Linked DNA regions of Homo sapiens: region 1 is linked to region 2. The links are chromatin loops, found by intact Hi-C in ENCODE. Cell type or tissue: HCT116. All regions are shown on one strand. Each heading gives the region's core, and the rest is flanking DNA. Links, peaks and the distances in the headings are about the cores only.

The links. Hi-C counts contacts between places; a loop is a spot of excess contacts. Peaks named below come from ENCODE experiments on the same cell type or tissue, not always from the same donor. Only the 100,000 strongest peaks of a DNase experiment are listed, where the experiment ranks them.
Region 1: a loop joins it to region 2, with 12 times the contacts of the local background. A loop is called at or near these places in 6 of 110 quality-filtered maps.

What each region holds. Positions count from the first base shown.
Region 1 is chr7:139,612,157-139,627,314 of GRCh38, forward strand. HIPK2 (homeodomain interacting protein kinase 2) reads right to left here. Exons shown (of 15, transcript NM_022740.5): 6 at 14,445-14,629; 7 at 8,245-8,407; 8 at 2,130-2,337; 9 at 1,046-1,167. LOC105375530 (a long non-coding RNA gene) reads left to right here. Exons shown (of 4, transcript XR_001745383.2): 3 at 1,957-2,101; 4 at 3,307-3,397. Among named protein-coding and RNA genes, the nearest start is that of CLEC2L, 96 kb to the left of the region's middle. RefSeq lists an enhancer at 8,735-8,794 and a silencer at 14,233-14,443. In HCT116, for the core only: CTCF peaks have their summits at 6,896 (motif pointing right) and 8,886 (motif pointing left); DNase peaks (open chromatin) are centred at 6,925 and 8,865.
Region 2 is chr7:139,427,816-139,442,973 of GRCh38, forward strand. It overlaps a transcript of KLRG2 not described here. Among named protein-coding and RNA genes, the nearest start is that of KLRG2, 48 kb to the right of the region's middle. In HCT116, for the core only: a CTCF peak has its summit at 6,933 (motif pointing right); a DNase peak (open chromatin) is centred at 6,929; H3K27ac peaks cover 801 bases.

The DNA of each region.
Region 1 (15,158 bases), core at 4,038-12,037, 180 kb after region 2:
AAGAGCACAGAACAAACCTACGCAATTTGATTACATAAAAATTAAATTTTTAATTTTTTAAATTAAAAATTAAACAACAACAAAAACAACTTCCATTTAACAAGACAGGACAAATAGTGTCTTTGGGAAAAGCCTTTGTGAACCTACCTTATTTAAAAATAAAGCTGCTTCTAAACTAATAACATTTAGGTCAAGCTACTCAATAGTAGAAATGATTATACAGAAGTAGTATAGCTTGGTGGTTGAAATACAGATGCTGGCATCAGACTTACTGGGTGTGTGTCCTGGTTCTGTTACCTAATTGTTGTGTGACTCTGATGAGCAAGTTATTCTGCTTCAGTTTCCCTATTTGTCAAATGGAGACAAATACTGTGGCATTGTGGGGATTAAATCAATTAACAACTGTAAAGTGCCCTGGTATAATGATGATGTATTTGTTATCAGGGTTCGAGTGTCATTAAGGATTGTTACTGTTATCATTGCATCACTACTGTTACCTTACGTTTACATAACACTTTACAAATTTTCAACCATTTTTCATCTCTGCCATCTCATTCTACCATCAGAGCACCTACATGGATACAGAGATAGAAGGTTCCAGCTTACAGTAACCATGAGCCTGGTTTTTCAACTATAAAATGAGAGGATAATCACCAAGGCTCCTTTTGGCTCTAAAAACTCATTTCTATTTTACAAGAAAGAAATTTGAGGCAAAGAGATATTAACTGACTTGCCTTAGGTCATAGACAAGTTACTAGCAGTTAGGATTAAAACCTAGGTATCCCAGATTAATTTGCATTTCAAAGATATAATAATAATAATTTCCCCAGACTCTCCCTGTATCTAAATTTCTTCTTGGAATTGTAAGCAGATACTTAGGAAGGTAATTCACTTGGGGACCATTTAGAATATTACAGATACATTCCAATGACTAGAAGCACCTAACTCATTACTAGGGAGAGAGGGAGTGGAGATATATATCTTTTGTGAACAACATTAACACAGGTAATGGTAATACCAGTAATAATAAAGGAGAAAGAATTACCTGGGCAAGCAGACCTGGTTGGATCTGAAGAGGCTGAGCTCCTGGGGCTTGAGTGACGATGGGAACTGCATTTTCCATTCGCACCGAGTAGCCAGCGTGCTTAGAGGGAGAGGCCTGCAAGCCTGTTCCAGACAGTGTGAGGGAGAGAAGGGTTAGCTGAGACGCTGTGAACAGCTGGATGAAAAGAACCTTCCTGGGCAGTTATGTCAACTTTCTGCTTCCCTTTGCACTGGTCACTGACAACAACCAGGTATTGCCTGGTCCTTGGAAGTCTCCCCTTTGGCTTCTAACAAATTAAAAAACAAAACTCCTCCTGAAATCTTGAATGTCTTCAAAGGCTAGAAGGTCAGATTAAGGAGGCTGTAAGGCCAAAAGTAGGACAGATATGCTCGCAGATTACAACAGGAAAACAAGGGCTTCTGACCATCAAGATGTACCTGTGTATGTCAAAATGAGGGGTGTTGGGGAGATGTATGAACCCATTTGGAATTGCATTGACTGTAACCACACAGTTTACACCATGAGGCTTGCAAAAATAAATTCTTAAGCTTTCTGGGTAAATTGTAACAAAGTACACAGTCTAGCTTCTTAGAGTCTACAGGAGAGGAGTGCTGGGGTCATGGCCAAAGAATTGTTTTGAGGAGGGGTCCCAGGGAAGTACTTTTCAGACTGATGGATATTCTTCATGGGAGCTGGGACTATGTCGGCTGTCAGAGATTGGCAGTTTTCTACAGATAACCCACACAGAGGATATTTCATGCGAGGAAAAGCAAGAGCTGACATCAGCATAACAATGAAAGCACAAACTATGTACTTATTTACAGACAGCTGGCCAGGGACACAGTCCCTGGCAGGTGTGAGAGTCACAAAGGATTGACTTGGTGCTGAGGCATAAGCCCTATTGTTTCTAGGTTGGCCACAGTAGGAGAGGAGCCCTCTAGTTCAGTGATACCAGCGCTCTCACTGGAAGAAATGAGGAGGGCCTTTCTCCATGAAAATGAGCGTGACAGAAAACTGCAGGTGCCGGAGCCCCAGAGGCCGTTCTGTAAGAAGCAGGTGAGAGGCTGTGGCTGCTCAATCTTACCTTGGAAGCCGGGGGGACACACGATGAGAGCTTGCTGGAACGGGTCAGGCCGGGCACAAATCTGGGCTGTTCCTGTCTGCAGGGGCATGCTCCGCTGGGCCACTGCAGCCATGGATGCCGCTGAGGGCTGGTAGAGTGTAGATGGGTAGTTTAGTATGGAGACTTCGGGATTGGCTAAGGAAATAGTGGCACTGGTAGAGGAGGGAGCCTAAAGGAGTGATGGGGATTAAACAAAAATAAACAAAAATAAAAAATGAGGGAGGTGGCATGTTGGGAGACACGAATCTAAATCAAATAAATGAACTCAAAGAAGAACAAACAAACAAAAACTAAGAGCAGAAAGGCAAAAGCAGAGAGGAGTGGAAACACGATTGAAAGTCGCAGGGAAAAGCAGGTCCCTGAAAACATGGGAGACAGTCACCTTGGTGTTCACATTCAGACTTGCTCCTGGCATTTGTGAGGCCCAGACAAGAGGACACACGGATGCCTGCTACCATGTCTAAATGCTGAAAAGGCTAAAAATTAGGCTAGAAAACTGTTTAATAAAATGTTCTGCCTTTTCATTTTGACAAATACACCTTCCCAATAACCGGGAAGACCAGGCGTGAGTTGAGGACTATGGGATTCCTTGGGTTCTGTGCTGACACATGGTGACAGGGAGAGAGCTGGACCTTGCCCTCCTTCTCTCTGCCCAAGCCCCATTCCATCCCACAACATGATGAGCTCTGGGTGCCTGGACCTGCCAGCCTGCACGTCCAAGCTCTGCTCACACTCCCCTCGGGCCTGGTGGGTGCAGTCCACATGTGGGAGGACAAATCCAGGGGGAGGCTCTTGCAGGCCCTAAAGGACTATGGTCTCAGTACCCAGAGCTTGGCACAGGAGCACATGCAACAGGCGGAGAGCAGGGCCGAGGAGGGGCTCAGGACTATGGGCAGTACTGTTTACAGATGTCCTTAGATGGCTGCAAAGCTTAGAGAAGTACAGGAGATGTATGCAGAGAGGGAGAGGGACATGTTGAGCCTGGGGCTTTGTGTCTGCATCCCATGCATTCATGTTGGTATGCAGTGACAAAGCCTGGCAGATAGAAAAGATGCTGGTGTGTCCAGATAACTGAAATGGAGGTGGCTTTGACAAACACAAGCCATTGACATTATGTCCTCTTGCCTTTCTTTTTCAGAAAAAGACATCACTTGAGACTGAACTTGCATGAAAAATGAGGCTGTATAAGGAAAATAAATTCCAACTTTGGAATTCTCCAGTTTCCCCTATCTTAGCCTTCATACTGATCCTTTAGCAAGATAGGTGGTTACCAGTGGTTTCACATTCAGCACTGTCTACAAGAGGTTTTGCCTCTAGAAGTTACAAGGACCAGGGAATACATAGGAAGAAACCACGAAGATATCTTGGACACAAATAGAATTTCAAGTAGGGTGTGTATGGATGTCACATTTGATAAAAAGGACAAAGTCTTATTTTACATATGTTTTCTATACTTAGATTTTGTGCTAAATTTCATTGCAAAGCAAATTGATTTGTTTGAAAATAATCACGAAATTGAGTGGCACAGATGTCTGATTTTAAGCCACATATTTTAAAGTGGGTGTGCTTTTGCAGCGTCGCATAGTCTGCTTGGGACACGTGTGTACATATGTGGGCATCAGTGTCTGTGTTTTGTCAGATGACATGACTTGTATTTCCTGTTTTCTCCATATCGCGATCTCTTCCGGAGGCTTCTTCCCCCTCAACCCTCCACATTCCCCATGGTCTGCTCATATCTAGACTCCCCCCAGCCCTTAGCCCCTGTGGGTGTCCCTGCTGGGGGTCCTGGCACCTGTATCCTCTAGGTTCCCAAACTTCTGCTCGGTGGTTCCACTTTCTTGCCAGCCACTGCTCCTGCTGCTGCTTCCTTCCTGATGTCCCTGGAATCCACTGACTCTTTTCAGTTGTGACTTCCTGGTGCCTGGGACCTATAAGGCCCTGACTAGAAATGTTCTGGTCTCTACTTCCCTTCCAGCCTTCTTGAGCACAGAGGGTAGATCATTCTTTCCACAAGACACCTTTGTGCATGTCAGCACCCCTGCTCCAAAATCCCAATTACAGCTTGATGAACATGGTATGCGCCTGGTCTAGTGCCCTGTTTTCCCTGGTTTGGCCAACCTTACCTTCTAGACTTATCTCCCTCTGCTCTCCACTCTTCTGACACCAAGATTAGTTTACTCATTGTTTTCCAAGCATACTGTGAGCACAGGCCTTTCCCTTCATACAAGCTCTCTGACCCATAGCATTCTCTCCAAGCCTTTGGGCTTTAAGGCCTAGCCTGGGTCCCACATGCCCCATTGTGAAACCCTTTCAGACACCATTAATGGAAATGAATTGCTCCTTCCTTTGCTATCACACAGTACAATATAGCCTTCTAGCCCAGCTCCTGTTACAATCTGCCTTACAGTACAGTTGGTCTTTCCAGCCTAAAGTCTCCTGGGAGGGAGGGGCTGTGTCTTAGTGGTGTTTTCCTCCAGCCTGCAGTGGTCTCTCCTTCCTCTCGATTCTGTAACACATAATCTGTTTGTCTACCTGGCCCCTAGTACATGCTATTCTGCATTTTGATTAAACTATTTTTGCTTACAGCCTGTCTCACCATGGAGACCATGAGCTCCTTGAGAGGCTGAATCTTCCAGCTCTGTAGACTCAAGGACAAATGGCACTTGTGTCCTGATATGGACCCAGTCTCCAGTGTGACCATCAGACATGCATAAGGTTTTCCCCTAGTTTCGAACCCTGCTTAAGGACCAGTTGAAGAAGCCCATGTGAGGGCAACAAAAAGTTTTCTACTTCTGTATATCCTCCTTTAGCTCTCAGAAAGGTAGCTAGCCTATCACTTGCCAGAGAGGAGCACACAGAGAACTGGGAAGAGCTCTTGCAGCTGACAGATAGTAATAACAAGAAAAAACAAGTTAAAAAAAATCAGAGACTGGGGTCTTGCTATGTTGCCCAGGCTGGACTTGAACTCCTGACTCAAGTGGTCCTCCCACTTCAGCCTTCCAAATAGCTAGGATTACAGGTGTGCACCACTGTGCCTAGTGAAAAAGCAAGTTTATTGATGACACAGGTTTTCCAAAAATGGAAGAAGTGATTCCTGGAAGCAGTTGTAGTAGACGTTCAAATGGTTCCAGAAGGAAGGGGTTTGAGCTTGGTCTATAAACTCAAATTCAAATTCTTGGTAGAAGGCTAGGTCCAAATAATAGAATTCCACGGAAATGTTAGAGAAGTTGCTGATCCACATGATAAACAAGGAATAGCTGAGAGAAGACTTATTATTCAACATGTTACCAACTGGGTAACCTGAAAGTTTTAGAAAGTAGAGGAAGTCAGCTGCCTTGAGACTTAACGGGTTATGAATTATTGACCCAGCTTCCTTGAGACCTAAAAGATTGTAGATTCATGATCATTTGGGAAATGGTTCTTTGGTTAGTCTACTGGATATATGTTAAAGGTAGCAAGAGATTCTTTAAGTAGTTTAATGTCCTTCAACTTCTAACATAAAACTATGCATATATTGTATTGCTTCTAAATATCTAAATGGGCAAACAGCTCCAAGGAGCTCATGTAGAAAGCTAGCTACTAGAACCAGCAATGAACAGAAGAAGTCTTGTTGGATTTAAAGAGCAGACATCACCTAGGAAAGGCATTTGGGGACCTCCATAAGACTTACTTAAGACTTACTTATGCTGCTGTGTATGTATATTTTAAGAGTCCAGACTCTGAAGCCAGATTGCTGGCTGCAAAGCCTAAGCCCACCTCTCATGAACGAGCAAGGGCCTTGGGTAAGAGAATTAATCACTCGGTGCCTCAGTTTCCTCCTCTAAAATGGAAATGATAATAATAAAACCTATCTCACAACGTTGCTGGGAGGATTAAGAGTTATGGTACGCTTAGTAAAGCCTGGCACATAATAAGTGTTAGCTATTAGTAATGATGTTATTTAATAACAACAGTATCAGTGGAGGGAAAGCATGCCTTAGTGCTTAAGGCTAGGTGTGTCCTGAGTAATTTTTTTTTCCTGATGTATTCAAAAGTAGGGAGTAGTAGAATCCAATGCAAGAGAACAGAAATCCTGTTCTTGGACCCTTTGCTTTTGTGGGATGTCATTTTCCCTTACCCACGACTCTGGCCCAAGCATCACACTAAGTTACCAGCTACTCCTACTTCACCCCAGTCCCAAGCCAGATCTGGATGGTCTCAGTGCCGTGGAGAAGACGGGTGTTCTTATTTGACAACTGCCTTTTGATGAGCAACCCTTTTAGTTTTGCAGAGTCTTTGCGACACCCTTTGGAGTGGATATGCTGGCTGTCATATCACCAGCAAGATGGCGGTGGCCCCCCACCCCGCGTCTGGTCAGGGACCACAGTTCTCCAGCCTGGCAGAAAGACATCCATGGGAAGGACAGCCTGCTGGGGAGACTCCACTTGACATGACGCCTGCATTGGAGGGGTGCTCCTTCCTCCTGTTTCACAGATGCCTTTGATACCTGATGGGGCAGATGTTAGATGGGGACAGGTAGTTTGGGGTTAGGGAGTTAAGACCAGGTGCCTCATGAGGGCTGGTGGGAGAAACAAATGTCTTCAAGGAGGTAATGAACAAAACCATGCTGATTTTTGTCAAGAAGCTCACAGGTCTGGCTATGGATGCTTTAGCCTTAGGGCTGGGCAAGGTTAGTTTTCGGACTCCCAACAGCTCTTTCACCCTAAGGAGAGCTTCAAGAATGCAAACGGCCCCCAGAGGGCAGCAGATACCAGGTGGTGTCTCCTAGAATTTGGGCAAAGGGAGATGGCAGGCTGGGAAGAAAAGCTAGGCCTGAGCAGGCCAATGTGCCACAAGGATGGCCTAGGGGAAAAGGGTGGGAAGGGGAGCGGCTGAAAAGCAGGGGGCAGTGACTCTTCAGTGACAGGAGGGACCTTTCAAAAAGAATGGACATAAGGTATTCACATTTCAGGTACACACACATCCACACAGAAGTCTTTTCATTCCAGATTGATATTAAGAACAAAAATCTGGGGGCCCTTCTTTAGGGGAACTAGGAGGATTGAAAGATGGGAGTAGGAGTTACAGTTTCTTAGACACTAGAGGCAGTCTCAGCTCAGACTTGGAGATTATTCATTCAATAAATATTGCCTGGGTGTCATCCAAGTTTCAAGCAGTATGTTAGCTGCTCCTTCTGCCAATTTCCTGGAAATCTGTGGGAAGAAAACCTTAGCTTCCTGATCCCATTTAGTTCCAGCTGCTGGGATTCTGGTGACAGGCTGATGAACTGATTTTCTCCATGACTCGGAGAAAGGACAGGGTTTATCTGTCCCAAAAGGAGATCAGGTAGATCCAGCCATGTGGGGACGAGGGGAAGGGCCTGAACTGGGTGATTCCCTGAGTCCTTCCCAGTTCTAGAATCTTTATTTTTTTTAGATTAAATCCATGTTTCCATGATCTTTTTCTTTGTTTTTTGAGACGGGGTCTCACTCTGTCCCCTAGGCTGGAGTGCAATGACATAATCATAGTTCACTGTAGCCCTGAAGTCCTGGGCTCAAGCACTTCTCTCACCTCTGCCTCCTGAGTAGCTGAGACTATAGGCATGCACCACCATACCCAGCTAATTTTTTGTATTTTCTGTAGAGATGGCGTCTCACTGTGTTGCCCAGGCTACTCTTGAACTTCCTGGCTTTAAGTGATCCTCCCACCCTGAACTCCCAAAGTGCTGGGGTTATAGGCATGAGCCACTGTGCCTGGCCAGTTCTAGAATTCTTTACCAGGCACATATCAGGCATAAAAGGATCATAGCACCCCCTTCCCCCTATTCCCACATCAGGACAGAGGAAAGCAGTAAGGGGAACCATCTCAGAAAGAATGGCCCTCACCAGTCCTTTCTGGGACCTGTCAATGGGGCCAGAAGTCAACACAAAATGTGCCTGGGTCCCTCAAAGGAAATAACCTTGGATGCAAATACTTTGTTTAGTTGTTGAACATGACAGCAGGAATTTTGCCTCCTGACTAGGTATGATGGAAAATACAAGTCCTGAGGCTCACACTGTGCAGCCCCGCCTCTCCTTCCCTTCTGTTTCCCACTTACCTGGTTGTGGACAGTGGTCAGCTGGTTGTTAAAGGTCATGGTCAGGTTGGTGGACGTGCTGGGGGCCACGTGCGTGATGAAAGGGGTTTTGCTCTGGTTCACCGTGTCATACATATTCACCCGACGCTTGCAGATCTCCATGTTCTGGAAACATGATTTGACGCTGTTCATGCAAAAGGCAGAGGCATATTGAGACATAAGGGGAGGGGAAGAGGGTAACGTGGGATGAAGGGGAGAAAACAAAGGAAAGGAGAGAAGGGTTAATTCAGTAAACAGGACAAGCAGGGAAACTAAACTTTAGGTCTAAGTTTCTTGGATTGCTTGTGCAAAGCCTGTGCATTTGCAACAGGCACGGTTATTCAGATGAATTTTCTCCAGTGCCCTACTACCCTTTCTCCATATAGGTTCTATATATCACAACAAAACTGACTGCTCACACTGCATTCTCACATCAGGTCCACCTGCAGCATCACTGCTCATTCTCAACTCTCAGCCTGGTTTCTGGCCCACAAACCAATGTATAAGCTCTCTGAATGGGAACATTAACTAGTCACTTATAACCCGCCTCCACCTTTCCCAAAGACAACCCTTGTAGTCACCTGCTTCAGCTACCCTGGGTCACCAGCACCACCTAGGGGACGGCCAAGGAACTCTCCAACCCAGTATGGTGACCCTATTGCCACACTTTCTCCCACAGGGGTTGTGCAGGTAGGTAATGGAAACAGTAATAATACTAATAATTAATAATAGTGGTTAACATTTATTAGTGTCCTAATAATAATACTCTGCAACCTCTCACTCGGTCCGGCAACATCCATAAGACGGAGACATGATTCTCGTCCCTACTTCACGAGTAAGGCTGAAGCTTAGGGAGGTAGGGAGTTTGCCAAGGATAGGTAATCACTGGCTACCTTCGTGTATACACATACGTCCTCTTTCACCAACTTCAGCCTTCATTTTCTTGTCTAAGTCTTGTCCAGCTACATGAAATAGAAATTTTCTCCTTTTCTTCCCCCATTGCATCTGTGTATCAAAACAAAACCCCAACTACAAAAGTAAAGTATAAAAGTGGTGCTGAAACCAGCATCAGGGAAAAGGAAAGCCACAAGTGGCTTCAGCCACCCAAATTCTTGAAAATCGACCAAAAAGTGTCCTTCAGAATTTATACAGCGCTTCTCATTCATTTCTTGTAGTTAAACTTACTTTTCCTCAAATGCTAATATTCAAGATAATAAAATCCCTTTTAGTCTGGGTGGGGTGGCTCACGCCTTAATCCCAGCACTTTGGGAGGTCAAGGTGGGTGGAGTCCAAGAGCTCAAGACCAGCTTGGACAACATAGGGAGATCCTATTCTCTACAAAAAAAATATAAAAATTAGCTGGCTGTGGTGGCACGTGCGCATGGTCCCAGCTACTTAGGAGGCTGAGGTCGGAGAATCACTTGAGCCTGTGAGGTCGAGGCTACAGTGAGTCATGATTAGGCCTCTATATTCCAGTCTGGGTGACAGGGTGAGACCCTGTCTCAGGAAAAAAAAAAAAAAAAAAATTAAAAGAAAAAGAAAAAAAACTCATTTAATTTTCAACTCAAAATGTCTATTTTAATTATAAAAAATGTAATAACTGAATGAGTAAAATAAAAGTTTTCTACTATTTTAGGATTACAAACGTGTACTACTTCAGTACTCTGTGGGTATGCTATCTTTGGGGCTAAGCAGGTGTCTGTGGGCTATTCCCAAACATCCTGTGAAAAATGCATTCCAAGTTTCAAATGACTGACTGAGACGCGACTTAGAGAGTCCTACTTCTTTCTAAGATTCTGACCACTTACACTGGCTGCGTCATGCACACGACATAACCATTTACGGACTGATGATGCTGAAGAGAAAAGAAAACATATTCTGCGGTATCCAGTAGGTAAAAATACTCCTAATAATGCTGTTAATGCCAGTGTGTTTTCAGCTCCTACTAAGTACCAAGGTCTTGTGCGTGGAGGCTGCAGCATAAAACCAATGCATTTTATATTCTTTTTGGAATGGGCTTAAAGCATTTGGTTTCGTGACAATTCAACACAAAATTTCCATACCCCTTCAGAATTTTCCAACTGAAATATTTCAAGTTTTGGGTTTTAGGAAAGGGCAAGTCCTTTCACTTTAGGTTTATAAGAAGATTGGTTTTTTAAAAATTGTGCACTGGAATCCTGGTATGGAGAAAGGAGTGGGGTCTGTTTCACCTAGTAATCCAGTAGCTGTGGCTCAGCTCCCAGGGCAGGGGCGCTACAGCTGCATGGGCCTGGAGATTTATCCTTGCCCTGGAGTTCTTCAAGGTTTTCCCAGCAAGTTCTAGAGAACTTTAGGGATCAGGCCTACTTTCAGGCAAGCCTAGGTGTGTTCAGAGACCCACCTTTCCTTCTTAGGCTAATTTCTGAGTTCTGACTTGTCAGTGCCCCTCTTGGGTCCCAGATGAAGTTCTGAATTGGTTGCTGATGCTCACGGTCTCCATGTGACCAAGCCGTGAAACACTCTACTGATTCTTCCTTACAGAACCCAGAGGTGGAAGGACTCTGAGGTCATTAAAGCCCCAGGCTTTATGGGGGTGACTATCTGACTGTTTTGGTGCAGACGGCTAAGAGGACCTCTGTAGAGGGCACCCCTATCCTCAGTCTCCTATCCGTAGCTGTTTCTCAGTCATCCCATTTTACCCGTGATATCAAAAGACTGAAATCATGGGAGCCCTATCCAGTAAATTGCCAAGTCTGCTTTTCTTCTTCTTGTGGTACAGATGGACAGCTCTGTGGCTGACCCCTATGGCACTCAGAAACAGGACAAATCCAGGCCAGGCACGGTGGCTCACGCCTGTAATCCCAGCACTTTGGGAGGCCGAGGCGGGCAGATCACCTGAGGTCAGGAGCTCGAGACCAGCCTGGCCAACATGGGGAAACCCTGTCTCTATTAAAAATACAAAAATTAGTCGGGTGTGGTGCGTGTGCCTGCAGTTCCAGCTACTCGGGAGGCTGAGGCAGGAGAATCGCTTGAACCTGGGAGGTGGAAGCTGCAGTGACGCAGTGAGCAAAGATCGTACTGCTGCACTCCAACCTGTGCAACAGAGTGAGACTCTACTTCAAAAAAAAAAAAAAAAAAAAAGAAAAAAAGGACAAATCCCATAACAAGAGTAGGGGAGGGATGGGTCCAGATTCCTTTGTACCGGAGTTCAGTTGTTTCAAGCATGGTTTTACATTAAAGAGGCACTATCTGTTTGTTGCAATGCCATTTGACTTGCTTCACTGATAGTAAGGCACAGAAATGAAATGGAGGCCCCACTATCCATGGTGGTGCCACCCACTCACTTCCTGTAGGCCAGAAAGGGGCGGGTCCAGCCTTGAGACCCAGCCCCCTCTGACTCTGGAGACAGCAGGGCCCGCCATGATACGCACAATTCTCACATCTCCAGGCTCTTCTCACAGGATTCCCTTCCCCTCCTGATCCTTATAGAATCTGCTGCTCTCTTGAGCACACCCCTTTTCCCTGCAGACGTAGGATGTGATTATTTATTCTTTTACATCCCAAGTACCTCAGGGTTGAGAGGCTGAAGTGAGACCCTCCATTACCTTCCCATCCACCAACGGCTTCCTATTTTTTTTTTTTTTTGACGGAGTCTCGCTCTGTCGCCCAGGCTGGAGTGCAGTGGCACTATCTCAGCTCACTGCAACCTCCGCCTCCTGGGTTCAAGCGATTCTTGTGCTTCAGCCTCCCAAGTAGCTGGGATTACAGAAGTGCGGCCACCACGCTTGGCTAATTTTTGTATTTTTAGTAGAGATGGGGTTTTACCATGCTGGCCAGGCTGGTCTGAGCTCCTGACCTCAGCTGATCCGCCCTCCTTGGCTTCCCAAAGTGCTGGGATTACAGGTGTGAGCCACTGCAACCGGCCATGACTTCGTTTCCTCTCCCCTTCGTTCACTGAGGCCTTTGCCACTGGCTGGACCTTCCTCTCCAAGCCATTCCCTGCCTCGCTAGGAAGGCTTCAGAAGTCACAGGTCCCTTTTTAAATACCCTGGCTTCCCGCTTACTTCTCATGTCCAGTGACTCTTGTTCTCAACCCAGTACAGCCACTCATTCCCTGGACCGTCAAACCTGAAATTGCTCCACCTCCAGAAACTACAAGTTTAAGCATCCTGTTTTCCCAGCCACATTCTTCCTCCATCTGGCTCATTCCACTATGACTATGATAACCCTTCTCTGCATTGACCAGAACACCACGTTTACTTGGATCCCCTCCCATCTTCACTTCCTTTCCCTTTGGGCAAAGTCTCCAATAGACATCATTCTGGATTACAGTTACTCTCTGGCTAGCCTCATCAGCTTCCTTGTCAATCTGTCTTCTTCTCTTACCAGCCTGGCAAAAATTCCACCTGGACAAACCTAGATCAGAAGACTCATCTGTCTTCTCTATGCCTTCACCTGGGGAGATGAGTTACACTATAAACGATTCATGTCGAACCTCAGGGCTCAACAATTCCACCGTATTTCTCTGGTCAGTTTGCTCTGCCACCTTCTGCTCCAGCTACCTAAACTTTCTACCCTTCTTAAACCACCCTCCACCTCGTTCTCAACAGATAACCTCATTGCCTACTTCTGAGAAGCAGAAGCTGTCTGACAGGACTCCCTCAACTTTTCTCCATGAGACCAGCACATACGCTGACATCCACATGCCCCTCGTCCATCTATCCTTCCAATGACACTGGCCCATCCCTGTGCTCTGAACCCTGTCTTAAAAACAATCCCCTTGACCCCTCCCCAGTCACCCCTCTATTTCTTCTCTTGCATAGCCTCACTTCATGAAAGGTTGCTATTTCTTCACCTCTCACTTGGTCTTTCAACCTGGTAAACTGGTTTCTGCTTTTACCACTCCACTGAATGGCTGCCACTGCGTTACTGACAACTTGTGAGTTGTTAAACCGAATGGACATTTTTTTCCAGACTCATTTGACTTGTGTGGCAGCAGACAGATCTTTGCTCAACACAGATCTAACCAGCTATTCCCTTGCTGAAGAATCATTTAATGAGTTCCCATTGCTTTTTGGATCAAGATTAAAAACCTTAACATGTACGGCCTGCCCTGGCTGACTGGATGCCTCACTGTCTCACCTACTGCCTTCTGGGATGGGTGCATGGTCCTGCCCATGGGGGAGTGTCCTGTCCATACAGGCAATGCCCTGCCTGCTCATGCCCATCCTCTTCCTCATCCTTCACAGGCCACTTCCTGGGAGTCTTCCTGGTTTGCCCCAAAATGAGGCTCCCCTGTGGGTATGCTCTCATCACACCTGATACTTGTCCTCATAGCAGCCTGGTGATTTGGGCATCACTTGTTTTATACCATTCTCTCTCTTACGGACTGCAAGCTCCAGTGGGCAGGGCCGTCTGCTCTGCTCACCACTGTACCCCGGCACACAGCACGCTGAAGAAATGAATGAACAAATCCAAACCCAAACTAGACTGGGTCCACTCTGGGAAGGTTCTGGGAGCAATCTTTGGCCCTGAGACTAGTTTTGCGCTACAGAGACTACCGTTTCGGGCACCTCTCTTCCTGCACAGATACCCAGAGTCAGGTTCATCCAGCTCTGTGCTCTCCTCTTCCCTCCTTTTCAGTGTGAAGCCAACTGCAGGCCAGGGACCCAGTCCAGCCACTGCCCACTTTCTTTCTTTTTTTCTTTCCTTTTTTTTTTTTTGAGATGGAGTCTCGCTCTGTCGCCCAGGCTGGAGTGCAATGGCGCGATCTCGGCTCACTGCAACCTCTGCTTCCCAGGTTCAAGCAATTCTCCTGCTTCAGCCTCCCAAATAGCTGGGATTACAGGTGCGCCCCACCACACCCAGCTGATTTTTGTATTTTTAGTAGAGACAGGGTTTCACCATATTGGCCAGGCTGGTCTCGAACTCCTGACCTCAGGTGATCCACCTGCCTGGGCCTCCCAAAGTGCTAGGATTACAGGCATGAGACACCACGCCCAGCCCTGCCCACTTTCATAAATGTTTCATTAGAATGCAGCCTCACTCATCTGTTTATGTATTGCATCTGTGGCTGCTTTCAGCTACAGTGACAGCTGAGTAGTTGTTACCAAGACCTTATGGCCGCAAAACCTAAAATATTTAGTGTCTGGGCCTTTAAAGTTTGCCGATCCCTGGTACGAAGCATCAGGCAGGACACCTACTGTGTGCTGTGGGGAAAATCGAGTAAGTGTGTCATGGTGACAAAGGGATGGTTCAGGGTTTCGATTGGAGTGATTCTCTTGTCAGCATCAATGGTCAGCATCTTCTTCAACAGGTCAATGAACTCCCGCCGGTCAGCCTTTTCTACCAACATGTCGCTCCCTTCCAAATCTGTCGTCATGTTCACCTGGACGCAAGTAAGGACAGGTTACCAAGGAAGACCCCAGCGTGCCTCCCCTCTCCTGGCTCCCCTTATTTTTTGCCCTGTAACTTCCTCCTGATCTCTCAAGCCCCCTTTCTCAGTTCCCAGGAACTCTGCCCCTATGGGAGGCACCACCCACATGTTGTCATTGCCCACAGGATGTGGCTTTTCTCTCTGCAGGAAAGGCAGAGAGGGGCTGTGCCCCAGGAAGGGGAGAGGGCTGCTGCTGGGACCTGCAAATATATCTGAATGACAGGATGTAAACTGCTCCTGCTTTCATCAGTTAAGTTGAAATGCAGCTTTCATCACTCCTCATTAAAAATAACCACAAGATGAAAAGAGTTCTGGAGACTGGTTGCATAACAATGGGAGTGTTAATACTATTGAACTGTACCCTTAACAAAGGCTAAGATGATAAATTTTATGCTATGTGTGTGTTTGCCACAATTTTTAAAAAAGAGTCACGGCCAAGCAGTACAAATAAGATACAAAAAAGTCTATGTATGTATGTATG
Region 2 (15,158 bases), core at 3,554-11,553:
GAATGAAGTGCCTCATGTTTTCCAACATAAATTAACTCACACGATCTCATTTGATTTGTATAGCAATCCTGTGGTTACTCGAAGGGACCATATTCTATCACCATCATGCCCGTTTTTCGGAGTAGGAAGCTGAGGCATGCTGAGTGACTAATAGGACAGAGTCAGCCGACACCTTTTTGATTCTAAGTGAAAGGCTCTTTCTGGCATAAAGTATTGTGACAGGTAGGATTCAGCTGGGAGTGGCAAGAAGGGAGGGAGCAACAGAAATGTCCATTACAAAAAAGACTGAAATGAATGAAGCAGGATGATAACTGCAAGTACTGTCCCATTTCCAGCACCTTTTATTCTAGTCTCATGGTATCTCTCAAGCTGATTGTAACAGATAAAAAACCGATAGTTATCCAAATAACATGGTATATAGGAGTTACCATTTTTTGTTTTTTGTTTTCAGACAGGGTCTCACCATGTTGCCCAGGCTGGGGTGCAGTGGTGCACATGGCTTTCTATAGTTTTGACCTCCTGGACTCAAGTAATCCTCCTGCCTCAGCCTCCTGAATAGCCCTGCCCCCACCCACCACCCTCCCACTCAGCTAATTTTTTAAAAAATTTTTTAAATTTTTTTTTGCAGAGATGGGATCACACTATGTTTCCCAGGCTGGTCTCAAACCCCTGAGCTCAAGTGATCCTCCCACCTTGGCTTCCCAAAGTGCTGGGAGTATAGGTATGAGCTACCCTGCCTGGCCAGTTACATTTTTTGATTTCTTGATATTTTTGTTCAGAAAGTTTAATTTACTTGAAATCAATATGACAATCTACTAGGTAATGAAACACAAAGGAGACTGAAGAGATGATAATCAGTAAAAGGGCTTGAACTCTGATTGGATCTTTGTTTAAAAGGCTGGAATAATGAGAAATTAGGATATGGATTGAATATGAATTTATTGTTAATTTTATTAGGTATAATGGTGGAATTGCCATTACATAGAAGAATATTCTTAGGAGATAAGTGCTAAAGTATTTAAGGATGAAGCATCTGGATGTCTGCAGCTTACTTTTAAATAGTTCAACAATTTGATAAACACATAAAGAGCGGGTGTAACAAATTGTTCACTGTTAGATCTAAGTAGATCACTGGTTTTTCAACTTTTGTGTATTTTTGAAAATTTTCACAAAGTTAGGGGGAGGAACTCTTAGATTTTCCATTTAAATAATCACTTTAGGCCAGGCGTGGTGGCTTACGCCTGTAATCCCAGGCTGAGGTGAGTGGATCACGTGAGTTCAGGAGTTCAAGACCAGCCTGGCCAACACGGTGAAACTCCATTTCTACTAAAAATACAAAAATTAGCCAGACGTGGTGGCGCGCACCTGTAATTGCAACTACTCTGGAGGCTGAGGCACGAGAATTGCTTTAATCCTGGAAGTGGAGGTTGCAGTGGGCTGAGATTTTGCCACTGCACTCCAGCCTGGGTGACAGAGCAAGACCCTGTCTCAAAAAATAAGTAAATAAATCATCACTTCAAGTCGTTCTTTTCTGGAGGCCATATATATGGGTGTTTTTCTTTTTCTTTTTCTTTTTTTTTTATTGATCATTCTTGGGTGTTTCTCGCAGAGGGGGATTTGGCAGAGTCACAGGACAATAGTGGAGGGAAGGTCAGCAGATAAGTGAACAAAGGTCTCTGGTTTTCCTAGGCAGAGGACCCTGCGGCCTTCCGCAGTGTTTGTGTCCCTGGGTACTTGAGATTAGGGAGTGGTGATGACTCTTAACGAGCATGCTGCCTTCAAGCATCTGTTTAACAAAGCACATCTTGCACCACCCTTAATCCATTCAACCCTGAGTGGACACAGCACATGTTTCAGAGAGCACAGGGTTGGGGGTAAGGTCACAGATCAACAGGATCCCAAGGCAGAAGAATTGTTCTTAGTACAGAACAAAATGAAAAGTCTCCCATGTCCTCTTTCTACACAGACACGGCAACCATTCGATTTCTCAATCTTTTCCCCACCTTCCCCCCCCTTTCTATTCCACAAAACTGCCATTGTCATCATGGCCCGTTCTCAATGAGCTGTTGAGTACACCTCCCAGACGGGGTGGCGGCCGGGCAGAGGCGCCCCTCACCTCCCAGACAGGGCGGCTGGCCGGGCGGGGGGCTGACCCCCCCCATATGGGTGTTTTTAAGGCAGGGTTCCTCAAAATACGATCTCTAAACACTCTGAATCAGAATCACAAAATAAAATATTCAGATGGCCGTTGAGCACATAAAAGGAGAATCACCATCATTGCTCATTATGAAATGAAAGTTAAAACTGCCGGGCGCAATGGCTAATGCTTGTAATCCCAGCACTTTGGGAGGCTGAGGCAGGCAGATCACCTGAGGTCGGGAGTTCGAGACTGGCCTGACCAACATGGAGAAACCCCATCTCTACTAAAAATACAAAATTAGCCAGGCGTGGTGGTGCATGCCTGTAATCCCAGGTACTTGGGAGGCTGAGGCAGGAGAATCACTTGAATCTGGGAGGCAGAGGTTGTGGTGAGCCGAGATTGAGCCATTGCACTCCAGCCTGGGCAACAAGAGCGAAACTCCATCTCAAAAAAAAAAAAGTTAAAACTATGAGATCCCATTACACATCCACTAGAATGATCAAAAGTAAAAAGACTGACAGCACCTAAGTATGAATGAAGATGTAGAGCAACCAGAACTCATTTGCTAGTGGTGTTGTAACATGGTACAGCTATTTTGGAAAACAGGCAGCTTCTTACAAATAAGCATATCCTTACCATATGACCCAGCAATCCTCCTACGTACCCAAGGGAAATGAAGACTTATGTCCAATCAAACACTTGTATTTGAACATTCATAGCAGCTGTATTCATAAGAGCGGAAATATCCATCAATTAGAAAGCAGATAAACAGGCCAGGTGTGGTGGCTCACCCCTCTAATCCCAGCACTTTGGGAGGCCGAGGCAGGCAGATCACTTGAGGTCAGCAGTTCGAAACCAGCCTGGCCAACATGGTGAAACCCTGTCTCTACTAAAAATACAAAAATTAGCTAGGCATGGTGGCAGGTGCCTATAATCCCAGCTACTTGGGAGGCTGAGGCAGAAGAATCACTTGAACCGGGGAGGGGGAGGTTGCAGCAGTGAGCCGAGATTGCACCATTGCACTCCAGCCTGGGTGACAGAGTGAGACCCTGTCTCAGAAAAAAAAAAAAAAAAAGGTTAAATTGTGATACATCTCTATAAAGGAAGGGATTACTGACACAAGCAGCAACATGAATACCTTTAAAACATGCTGAGCTAATAAATCAAAAGCTGAGCTAAAGGAATGAGACACAAAAGAGTACACATACTGTACAATCAATTCTCTATGTGAAATCCTAGAACAGGCAAAACTGGTTTCTAGGGACAGAAAGCAGGTTTGCCTGGGGCCGGACCTCAGGGAGGACCAAGGATTAATGGCAGAGAGGGAACTTTCTAGCGTGTTGGAAATCTTCCATATTTTGATTGGCAGTAGTTACATGGGTGCCTACATTTGTCAAAAGGCAGTCTTAAAATAGATACACTTTCTTCATTATGCCTCAGTAAATCTGATTGAAAATATATACACTTTTTTTTTTTTCCTGTTGGCAGTATGGACTCTTTTAGGCAGGGTAGCTCAAAATGTGGCTTCTGGACCACCAACCAGCATCAGAATTACCAGGAAAATTGGGAAAGACCTTGTTTGGGGACCCCCATCCCATGCCTGACCTACTGAAAAACCAAATATCCAGAGCTGCTCTTCTGTGGCCTGCGATCCGCTAGGCCAGCCTGAGTCAGAGCCCGGCCTCAAAAGCTCCACTACATAAGCTGGGGCTGGTGGTAATGTTGAGTGTCAGTTTCAAACAATAGCAGCTGGCAGTGCCTGGTGGGAAGAGACTAGAAGAAGTAGAGGAATTCCATGCAGACCAACCTACTGTGTAGCTCTTCTCTTCAAACTTCTGCTTGTAGAAAGCAAAGGTATGCTCTAAAGTAGAGGTTGAAACTCATGAGAATTTACCTTGGTGAAAGAAAGGGTTAGAAGCTATTTTTAAAAAGCAGTTGCAGGAAGCATTTCTGAAGTCAGAACTTCTCAACCCAGGCTGTACACCAGACTCTTGTGGACCTTTTAAAACATCTAATTTCTATTTTTATCAAAGGAGACATGAATATGGTGTTTTTTAAAAAGGTGGAGATGGTTTTAAGTTTGTAAATGTATGTTTTAAAAAAAAAAAAGTCAGTCCTGACCAGGCACGGTGCCTCACGCTTGTAATTCCAGCACTTTGAGAGGCTAAGGCAGGAGGATTGCTTGAGCCCAGGAGTTCAAGCCCAACACAGGCAACAAAGGGAGATCCTGTCTCTACAAAATATTTAAAATCTAGCCAGGCACAGTGGCCTGTGCCCGTACTCCCAGCTGCTTGGGAGGCTGAGGCGGGAGGATCACTGGCGCCCAGGATGAGACTGCAGTGAGCTGTGATCACACCACTGCACTCCAGCCCAGTCAACAGAGAGGGACTCTGTCTTTGAAAAAAGAAAAAGAAAAAAAAAAGTCTGCCTACAGCCTAGTCTCGCTGTAAACTGATTCCTCTTTGGAGGGAGACATTTACAGAGTTTAAATTATATGCAGGCGAAATACACAATCTTGAGAGTACAGCTTGATGGGTTTTTATATATGTATGGTCATTCCTCGGTATCTATGGGGGATTGATTGCAGGACCCCCCCCCCCCAATATTTTTTTTTGAGACGGAATCTAACTGTTCCTCAGGTCTGAGTGCAGTGGTGTGATCTCGGTTCAGTGCAGCCTCCGCCTCTGCTTCCTGGGTTCAAGCGCCACATCTGAGGGTGCACAAGTCTCTCATACAAAATGGTGTGGCATTTGCACATAACCTATGCATATCATCTCTGTATACTTTAAGTCACCTCTACATTGCTTATAACACCTGATACAATGTAAATGCTACGTAAACAGTTGTTACATTGTTTGTATATCATTTGTATTTTTTTAAATGATTTTCTCCCAAATATTTTAAACCCAAGGTTGGTTGAATTCACCGACGCAGAATCCATGGATAGGGAGGGCCAACACCCAACTCCCACCCAGATCAAGATACGGACCATTTCCAGCACCCTAGAAAGTTCCCTGATGGTCCTTCCAAGCTAATAGTCCCCGCTTCTCAAGATAATCACTATTCTGACTTCGGACACCACTGGTTAGAACCACTTTAGGTGCTTTCTGTGGTTCCTCCTTGTATTTGTTTTCATAGTTCTAAATAATGTTTATACTGCTGTTTCTTGGCTTGCCAACTTGGGACAATGGTAGCTTTCTCGAATAGCAGACCAGACTTTCACTCAGTCTCCATCCTCACCAAGTAAAACAAAAATGTTCCAGATTTCCAGGCCCCGGGATCACTCCTACCACTACCTTGGCTTACTCAGATTGAATCCTGCACCTGGGAGGAGTCTGAGTACCTGTGGTGTGTGGTTTTTTTTTTGTTTGTTTGTTTGTTTGTTTTTTTGGAGATGTAATTTCTTGTTGCACAGGCTGGAGTACAATGGCACAATCTTGGCTCACCACAACCTCCACTTCCCGAGTTCAAGCGATTCTCCTGCCTCAGTCTCCCGAGTAGCTGGCATTACAGGCATGTGCCACCACACCCGGCTAATTTTGTATTTTTTAGTAGAGACGGGGTTTCTCCATGTTGGTCAGGCTGGTCTCGAACTCCCAACCTCAGGTGATCAGCCTGCCTTGGCCTCCCAAAGTGCTGGGATTACAGGCGTGAACCACTGCGCCCGGCCTTTTTTTTTTTTTTTTTTTGAGATGGAGTCTTGCTCTGTCACCCAGGCTGGAGTGCAGTGGCACATTCTCGCCTCACTGCCGAGAATGCAACCTCCACCTCCGGGGTTCAAGTTATTCTTCTGCCTCAGCCTCCTGAATAGCCGGGATTACAGGTGCCTGCAACTACACCAGGCTAATTTTTGTATTTTTAGTAGAGACAGGGTTTCAACCATGTTGGCCAGGCTGGTCTCGAACTCCTGACCTCAAGTGATCCCCCGCCTCGGCCTCCCAAAGTGCTGGGAGCACTTCAGTGTGAGCCACCGCGCCCAGCATCACGCCCAGCATCACGTGCGTTTTTTAACCTCACAGGCGATTCCAGCCAGCACCTGTCCCTGGGGAGCCCTGAGCCTGTGGTACTTGGCCCTGAGGCTGGGAGGAGCTGAAAGGCTCCTGATGTCCCAGACACAGGATGTTTGCTGTGAGGAGCTTGGAAGTTAAAATAGAGTATGTTCTCAGACTGCCAGGTTAATTTGCAGTTGGAATAAGAAGCAAGCCGTGAGAATCACTAAAGTGTTTCTAAGATTTTTATTGCTTGTCAAGTACATCCTTTAGGGCTCCGCGTCTAAATATTTAAGATTCCAGCTTTGCTCTTATCAGAGCTCAAATGTGGCCACAGTTCTCCCACCCTTTGCCTGGTCATAATTCAGAACCAACTTATCACCATGGTTTGTTCTCATTCTCCTTCTCTTACTCCCAACCAGTGACACCCGGGCTTCTGCTTACAGCTGGAGGCACTGGCCACCTACCTTCCTTCCTTGGCTGGGAGCATCAACAGCCAAGCCCCTTTACACGGCAGTCATCTTGATGAGTTGCTGGGGCCAAAGCCTGCCCTCCCTCCCTCTGTAAGCAGTATGGATTCCTTGTGGCCTTCTGAGCCTTCTCCTTGCTACTCAAGAGTTTCCAAATCAAAAGACTTGCAGCCTGTTCCTGTTTTTTAAAAGTATTTATAAAAGCTGAATGTCAATTTTCTACTTAGAGTTATAAATAGAAGCAGATGCTCTGGTTTGTTGATCAGCACGCTGTGTTCTTACAGGGGAAGTCAAAGAATCCGAAGTGTGCTTGGAGCATAGAACTAGCGCAAGAGGGCGCTAGTGAGGCGGTGCGGCGCGGGCGGCCAGGAGCTAGGGTTTGAAAACAGACTTCGGTTTGAGCCCTGAATCTGCCACTTAGAAGCTGTGTGCCCTTGGGAAGCGATAATAATACATTTACCAAAGTCAGACTAGATAACCCCAGCACTGAGGAGTTATCCACATCATCTCTTCGTCCTTCACAACAATAAATCTATAAGCTAGAAGTTACCATCTCCAGACTTACAGATGAGATTGCTGAGGCTTAAAAAAGTCAAAAAGGTACTCAAGGTATCATGATAGGGCCTGGGGGAGTTGAATGTAGTTTAGATTAACCCCAGGACCTACTACTTTATTTTTATTGCGTTTATTCAAAGGCAAAACCTGTAAGAGATGCCTAAAAATGATAATGGCTACCTTTCTTAAAAAAACTTTATTGAGATTTAATTTTCCCACAATAAAATTCACCAATTTCGGCTGGGCGCAGTGGCTCACGCCTGTAATCCCAGCACTTTGGGAGGCCGAGGGGAGTGGATCACTTGAGGTCAGGAGTTCGAGACCAGCCTGGCCAACATGGTGAAGCCCCATCTCTACCAAAAACACAAAAAATTAGCCGGCATGGTGGCAGGCACCTGTAATCCCAGCTATTCGGGAGGGTGAGGCAGGAGAATCGCTTGAACCCTGAAGGTAGAGGTTGCAGTGAGCCAAGATTGTGCCACTGCACTCCAGCCTGGGTGACAGAGCGAGACTCCGTCTCAAAAAAAAATCACCAATTTTAAGCATACAGTAAGTTGACAAATGTATCCCACCACTGCAATCATGATATAGAATAGTTCCATCTCCCCACAAATTCTCTCCTGGCCTCTCCCAATCCTCTCCTCAAACCTCTGGCCCCGGCAACCACTGATCTCTCTAGCATGAGCTTTATCTTCTCTAGAACTTTATATAAATGGAGTTATTGGCATACAGACTTTCATGCCGACTTCCTTCCCTTAACACGATGCTGCTGAGACTCACCCGTGCTGTGTGCATCAGCACATCCCACCTTTTCACATTGAGTAGAATCCATTGTAAGGGTGCCCCGCCGCTTACCCACTTAAAGTCATGTGTTTATTTGCTTTTTGTGTATCTTTTTGGTGAAGTGTCTATTCAGATCTTATATAGGGCCTGTAATTTTTTTTTTTTTTGAGATAGGGTCTTGCTCTGTCACCCAGGCTGGAGTGCAATGGCACAATCTTGGCTCATTGCAACCTCCACCTCCCATGTTCAAGTGATTCTCCTGTCTCAGCCTCCCAAGTAGCTGGGATTACAGGTATGCACCACCATACCCGGCTAATTTGTGTATTTTTTAGTAGAGACAGGGTTTCACCATGTTGGCCAGGCTGGTCTCGAACTCCTGACCTCGAGTGATCTGCCCACCTCAGGCTCCCAAAGTGGTGGGATTACAAGCATGAGCCATTGTGCCTGGCCGGGTCTGTACTCTTAACCCGCACACTCTACCTGCGCATTTTTTTCCTCGAGTCTCATCTATTAAATGGAAATAAAAACGCAAGCATGGAAGAAGACTGCTGCTGTTCCGTCTGCCCTTCCCCCACTGTCTAGGGAACCCCCCCCTTCACACCTCTGCAGTCACACGAATGTTTTAGTCAATGTGGACGTTTCCACACTGGTAACAGTGACAGCTTAGTGGTCCAGAGGCGGGTGCCTGAGCCTGTTTAAAACAATCCCAGTCCTTCCTTGGGACTAGTTTCTAGCTTGGACTGGCTGTTCTCTTGAACTGAGGATGTCACGGAAGTTGACAGCTGTTAGTGGCCATGTGCCGCCATGATAAAGCTGGCCACCGCAGAAGCAAGTGACCCAGGCACAGGAAGAGGGGTCGAGGCAGGACATGAGGAGCCCGGCTCCAGCCAGTCCCAAGCCCAGTTGTATCCCTACTCTTGGCCTCTCTAAGGCCCTCCTGAGTCTTCTAATCATTTCTCTTTCTTGCGTAGGCAGCTTGGAATTGGGTTTTTGTTACTAAAAGCCAAACTAACCCACTAATGTACTGGGTCATTGTGGAAATTCCATGCGCTCTATATGTAAACTGTTCACACACACTACCTGGGGCATGGCAGAGTCACCACAGATGTTGGCTACGACACTGCCAGGTGGCCAGTCCCAGCTAGAATGGCCAGGCACTGGGTCCTGCTGCCCTCACTTCACTCGGTGTCCTTGGATCCTCACAGCCTCACCCGGACTGTGTGTGCAAGGACCTTACGGGTTTGAGGTGAGGCCGGAGCTTGACAGGGGACGAAGAACAACTTAACACCCTGTGAAGTGGGAAATGCCATCTGTGAGAAAGACGCCACTGTGCAGAACTGACAGACCCAGCCTCTAGACTCTTCCTACAGATATTCAAGAAATGAATGATTTGGCCAGGCGCAGTGGCTCATGCCTGTAATCCTAGCCCTTTGGGAGGCCGAGGCAGGTGGATCAGCTGAGGTCAGGAGTTCAAGACCAGCCTGGCCAACATGGCGAAACCCATCTTTACTAAAATACAAAAATTAGCCAGGCATGATGGCGGGTGCCTGTAGTCCCAGCTACTCGGGAGGCTGAGATGGGAGAATCGCTTGAACCCAGGAGACGGTGGTTGCAGTAAGCCAAGATTACACTACTGCACTCCAGCCCGGGCAGCTGAGGGAGACTCCATCTCCAAAAAAAAAAAAAAAAAAAAAAAAAAATTCATCATTAGTTTGTTTGTTTGAGACAGAGTCTCGCTCTGTTGCCCAGGCTGGAATGCAGTGGCATGATCTCAGCTTACTACAACCACTGTCTCCCAGGTTCAAGCAATTCTCATGCCTCAGCTTCCTGAGTAGCTGGAATTACAGGCATGTACCACCACACATGGCTAATTTTTTGTATTTTCAGTACAGATGGGGTTTTGCCACATTGGCCATGCTGGTCTCCAACTCCTGACCTCAGGTGATCCACCTGCCTCAGCCTCCCAAAGTGCTGGGATTACAGGCGTGAGCCACCGCACCCGGCCATCATTAGTCATTTTTCTACGAGTTATTAGGCATAAATTGTGAAACATTCACAGGAGGGATTGTGTGTTTGAGATCATCTCTGGTCCAGTTCTTTGCCTCTCCCTGCATCCATGCCCTTTGCCACCTGAGCCTGCAGCTTCATCTACTTCAGGACTGGCTGGACTCCCCCACCCCTGCCCACTGAGTTTGGCTGTTTCTGTGGCTCCAGCTAGTGGCCTGTTGGGGAAAGAATGGTGTGTCAGTTCTGACCTAGGCCTCAAAAGGCCTGCGTGTTTCTTTTGGCTCTCTTGCCATTGTCATAAGACTATGTCTGCCTATCCCAGTAGCTGGAGGACAATGAAGGACACACGGAACAGGGCTGCTCCAGCCAAGGCCGGGCTAGAGAAGGCCACCCAAGCCAACTTGCAGATGTAGGGGAGCCCAGCTGAGATTGGTGGAGCCGGCCAAACAAACGTGTATTGTTCAGAAATGCAGTTTTATTTATTTTTGAGATGGAGGTGTCTCACTTTGTCACCCAGACTAGAGTGCAGTGGTGTGATTGTAGCTCACTACAGCCTTGAACTCCTGGGCTCAAGTGATCCTCCCACCTGAGTAACTGGGACCACAGACATGTGCCACCATTCCTGGCTATTTTCCTTGGTATATACAGGGTCTTGCTTTGTTGCTCAGGCTGGTCTAGAACTCCTGGGTCCAAGAGATCCTCCTGCCTTAGCCTCCTAAAGTATTGGGATTAGAGGCGTGAGCCACTGCACTGGATCAGAAATGCAATTTTAAATGAGATACCACCATACACCGATCGGTAGGGCTGAAAGTAAAAAGACAACACCAAGTGTTGGTGAGGACTTGTAGCACCTGGACTTTCATGCATTGTTGGTGGAAATAGAACATGATACACCTTCTTTGGGAAACATTTTGGCAATTTTTTTTTTTTTTTGAGATGGAGTTTCGCTCTTGTTGCCCAGGCTGGAGTGCAATGGCGTGATCTCAGCTCACTGCAACCTCCACCTCCCAGGTGCAAGTGATTCTCCTGCCTCAACCTCCTGAGTAGCTGGGATTACAGGCATGTGCCACCACACCCGGCTAATTTTGTATTTTTAGTAGAGACGGTATTTCTCCACATTGGTCAGGCTGGTCTCAAACTCCCAACCTCAGATGATCCCCTCCCCCCCCCCACCCCGCCCCGCCTCGGCCTCCCAAAGTGCTGGGATTACAGGCGTGAGCCACCATGCCCCGCGTGGCAATTTCTTAAAAGGTGAACTATATACTTAGCACCTGACCCAGTGATCTAATCCCCAGGAATCCGGGAGAAATGAAAACACTTCCATACAAGTACTTGTACTGACATGTTCATAACAGCTTAATTCATAACCACCCCAGACTGGAGACAAGACTAATGTCTATCAACTGGTGAATGGATAAACACATTGTAGTACTGTGTGCCCATACAACAGAATGAGCTGCTCATATGTGCAACATGAATTTCCAGAAGCATTATGCTGCATGCAATGCACATGCTGTGTGACTCCGCTTCTACGAACTCTACAACAGGGAAGATGGACGTGGTGGAACACATCAGGACAGTGTCTGTCTCTGGAGTGGATGTGGGGTCATGGGGAAGGGCCTTGAGGGAGCTTTCTGGGGGGCTGTCAAGGGGAAACAGTTCAGGTGGTTGGAGCAGGGAGAGACCAGGGCGTGCAGTTAGAGGCGAGGTTTGAAAGGTGGGTGAGGCCAAGTGGCAAGGGCCTTGTGTGCATGATCTGCTTCGGCTGTTATCCTGAGCAGAGCAGCCGACACTCATGAGGGTTCCAGGCTGGGCCAGAGACTCAGTCTTCCTCTTTTTGCCCAAGCTGCCATCCCTCAAGACACTTAGTAGTTCCCTGCTTCCTCCCCAATTTCTGGCACGTGATGCTCTGGAAACGTAAAGCTTGCAGGGTAACATGAACCTCCTGGACCCCTGCCTCAGCACAGGAGGGGATGCAGATGTTGGTTGGGAATAGCGGACACAAAGGTGATGGGTTGGTTTCCCAGGACTATCGTAACAAAGTATCTCAGACTGGGTGGCTTAAACAACAGAACTTTTTTTCACCAACCTGATGCTTTTGTTTAAAAAAAATAATTAAAAACAATTAAAAAAAACCAAAAACCCAGAAATTTATTCTGTCACAGTTCTGGAAGTCAGAGTCCAAAACCAAGGCATGAGCAGGGCCATGTTCCCTCTGATGGTGCCGAGGAAGGATCTGTTTCTAGGCCTCTCTCCTGGCTACTGGTAGCATCAGGCATCCCTTGGCTGTCTTCTCCCTGTGTCTTTTTTACATGATGTGCTCTCTACGGGCATGTCTGCCTCTGTGTCCAAATTTCTACTTATTTTAAAGACAGAGTCTTGCTCTGTCGCCCAGGCTGGAGTGCAGTGGCACCGTCTCAGCTCACTGCAGCCTCCGTCTCCCAGGTTCGGGCAATTCTTGTGCCTCAGCCTCCTGAGTAGCTGGAATTATAGGTGTGTGCCACCACACCTGGCTATTTTTTTTTTTTTTTTGTATTTTTAGTAGAGATTGGATCTCCCTATGTTGCCCAGGCTGATCTCGAACTCCTGTGAGCCTCCCACCTCAGCCTCCCAAAAGTGTTGGGATTACAGGTGTGTGCCACCACACCTGGCTTTTTTTTTTTTTTTTTTTTTTTTGTATTTTTAGTAGAGACTGGATCTTCCCATGTTACCCAGGCTGATCTTGAACTCCTGTGAGCCTCCCACCTCAACCTCCCAAAAGTGTTGGGATTACAGGTGTGAGCTACCATAGCCGACTTAATTTGTGTGTTTTATAACAACATTAGTCAAATTGGATTAGGGCCCAACCTAATGATCTCATCTATTTTTTAAATAGAGATATGATCTCACTATGTTGTCCAGGCTGGTCTTAGACCCCAGGGCTCAAGTGATCCTTCCCCTTCGGCCTCCCTAGTAGCTGGGACTACAAGCTTGCACCACAGTGCCTGGCACGACCTCATCTTAAAAGACCCCATTTCCAAATAAGTTCACATTAATAAGTATTGGGAATTAGGACTTCAACATTTTGGGGGACACAATTCAATCTATAACAGCAGGCTCTATTTTAATATTATTTATTTATATGACCCTCATCTAGCAGTCTGTCAGCTTCAACTGACAACCATCAGCTGTGTAGATTATATTTCTTTTATAAGTGTATTGAGGCCGGCCATGGTGGCCCATGCCTGTAATCCCAGCACTTTGGGAGGCCGAGGTGGGCAGATCACCTGAGGTCAGGAGTTCAAGACCAGCCAGGTCATCATGGCAAAAACGCTGTCTCTATCAAAAAATACAAAAAATAGTTAGGCATCAATCCCATTACTGGGTATATACACAAAGGATTATAAATCATGCTACTATAAATACACAAGCACACGTATGTTTATTGCAGCACTATTCATAATAGCAGACTTGGAACCAACCCAAATGTCTATCAATAATAGACTGGATAAAGAAAATGTGGCACATATACACCATGGAATACTATGTAGCCATAAAAAAGGATGAGTTCATGTCCTTTGCAGGGACATGGATGAAGCTGGAAACTATCATTCTCAGCAACTGTCACAAGGACAGAAAACCAAACACCGCATATTCTCACTCACAGGTGGGAATTGAACAATGAGAACACATGGACACAGAGAGGGGAACATCACACACTGGGGCCTGTTGGTGGGTGGGGGACTGGGGGAGGGATAGCATTAAGAGAAATACCTAATGTAAAAGTTGATGGGTGCAACAAACCAACATGGCACATATAAACCTATGTAACAAACCTGCACATTGTGCACATGTACCCCAGAACTTAAAGTATAAAAAAAAAAATAGCTGGGCATGGTGGTGCACACCTGTGGTCCCAGCTACTTGGGAGGCTGAGGCAGGAGGATCCCTTGAGCCCAGGGAGGTAGAGATTGGATTGAGTCAAGATTGTGCCATTGCACTGCAGCCCAGGCAACAGAGCAAAAATAAGTGTATTGAATCTCTTGATTCATCTATTGAATAGGGCTCTCTTCTGGCCACCACGTTCTGAACCAAGGCTGGCTATTTAGACAGGCTGCAGCACACAGCAGAAGACTTCCTGTTTAAAAATGTCAGAATAATGCTGCTTCTCTCCAAATCTACCCCAAAGCAGTAAGGAGAACAAGCAGCAGAAATCCACACCTTGGCACTAAGGAAACTAGGAGACCTCTGAAACCCTCAGCCATGAAAGTATGAGGAAGGGATGCCAACTGCCCTGAATGTTAAACAGGTGTAAGGAGAGGGCACGTCCTGGAGGCAGCCAGCTGAGCATAATTCTCCAAAGTCAGTGACACGCCAGGGAGCAAAGCATGACAGGATGCTCAGGTAGGGACTTGCCCAGACCCAGGCAGGGAGCTGGAGTGAACACAGGAGGTGAGGCTGAATGCGGAGTCACACAGACAAGCCTTGTTTGAAGGAAGGAATCTGCAAGTGAGGTTGGACAGAGAGGAGCAACTGTCCACCATGAGCCTGCATCTGATGAGCTCAGCGGACAGGAGGAGTGAAGGTTATCCACTCACATGAATGCTGCTCTCCTAGAGCATACATAGCCCAGGCCCTTCAACTCCTGACATCTGGTGGTCTAGACTTGCCTCATTCAAAGATGACTGATAGGCCAGGCACGGTAGCTCACACCTGTAATCCCAGCACTTTGGGAGGCCAAGGTGGGAGGATGGCTCGAGTCCAGGAGTTCAAGACCAGACTGGGCTACATAGTGAGACCTCATGTCTATAAAAAATACAAAACTTAGCCGGGTGGGTGGCTCATGCCTGTAATCCCAGCACTTTGGGAGGCCATGGTGGGCGGATCACTTGAGCTCCAAAGTTCAAGACCTCCAAAGTTCAACATGGCAAAACTTTGTCTCTACAAAAAATACAAAAATTAGCCAGGCATTGTGGCACACACCTTTAGTCCCAGATACTCAGGAGGCTGAGCCCAGGAGGCAAAAGTCATAGTGAGTCAGTATCATGCCACTATCCTCCAGTCTGGGTGACAGAGCGAGACCCTGCCTCAAAACAAAACAAAAGCTATCACAGAGAGCCAGGCACAGTGGATGCAGCACAATTGAAAAGAAGTAATCCTGAAATCATAAAAAGGAAGAGCAAGAGAAAAAACGATACATTGGGATTGAGAAAAATAGTAAAGAACAAAGTAGAA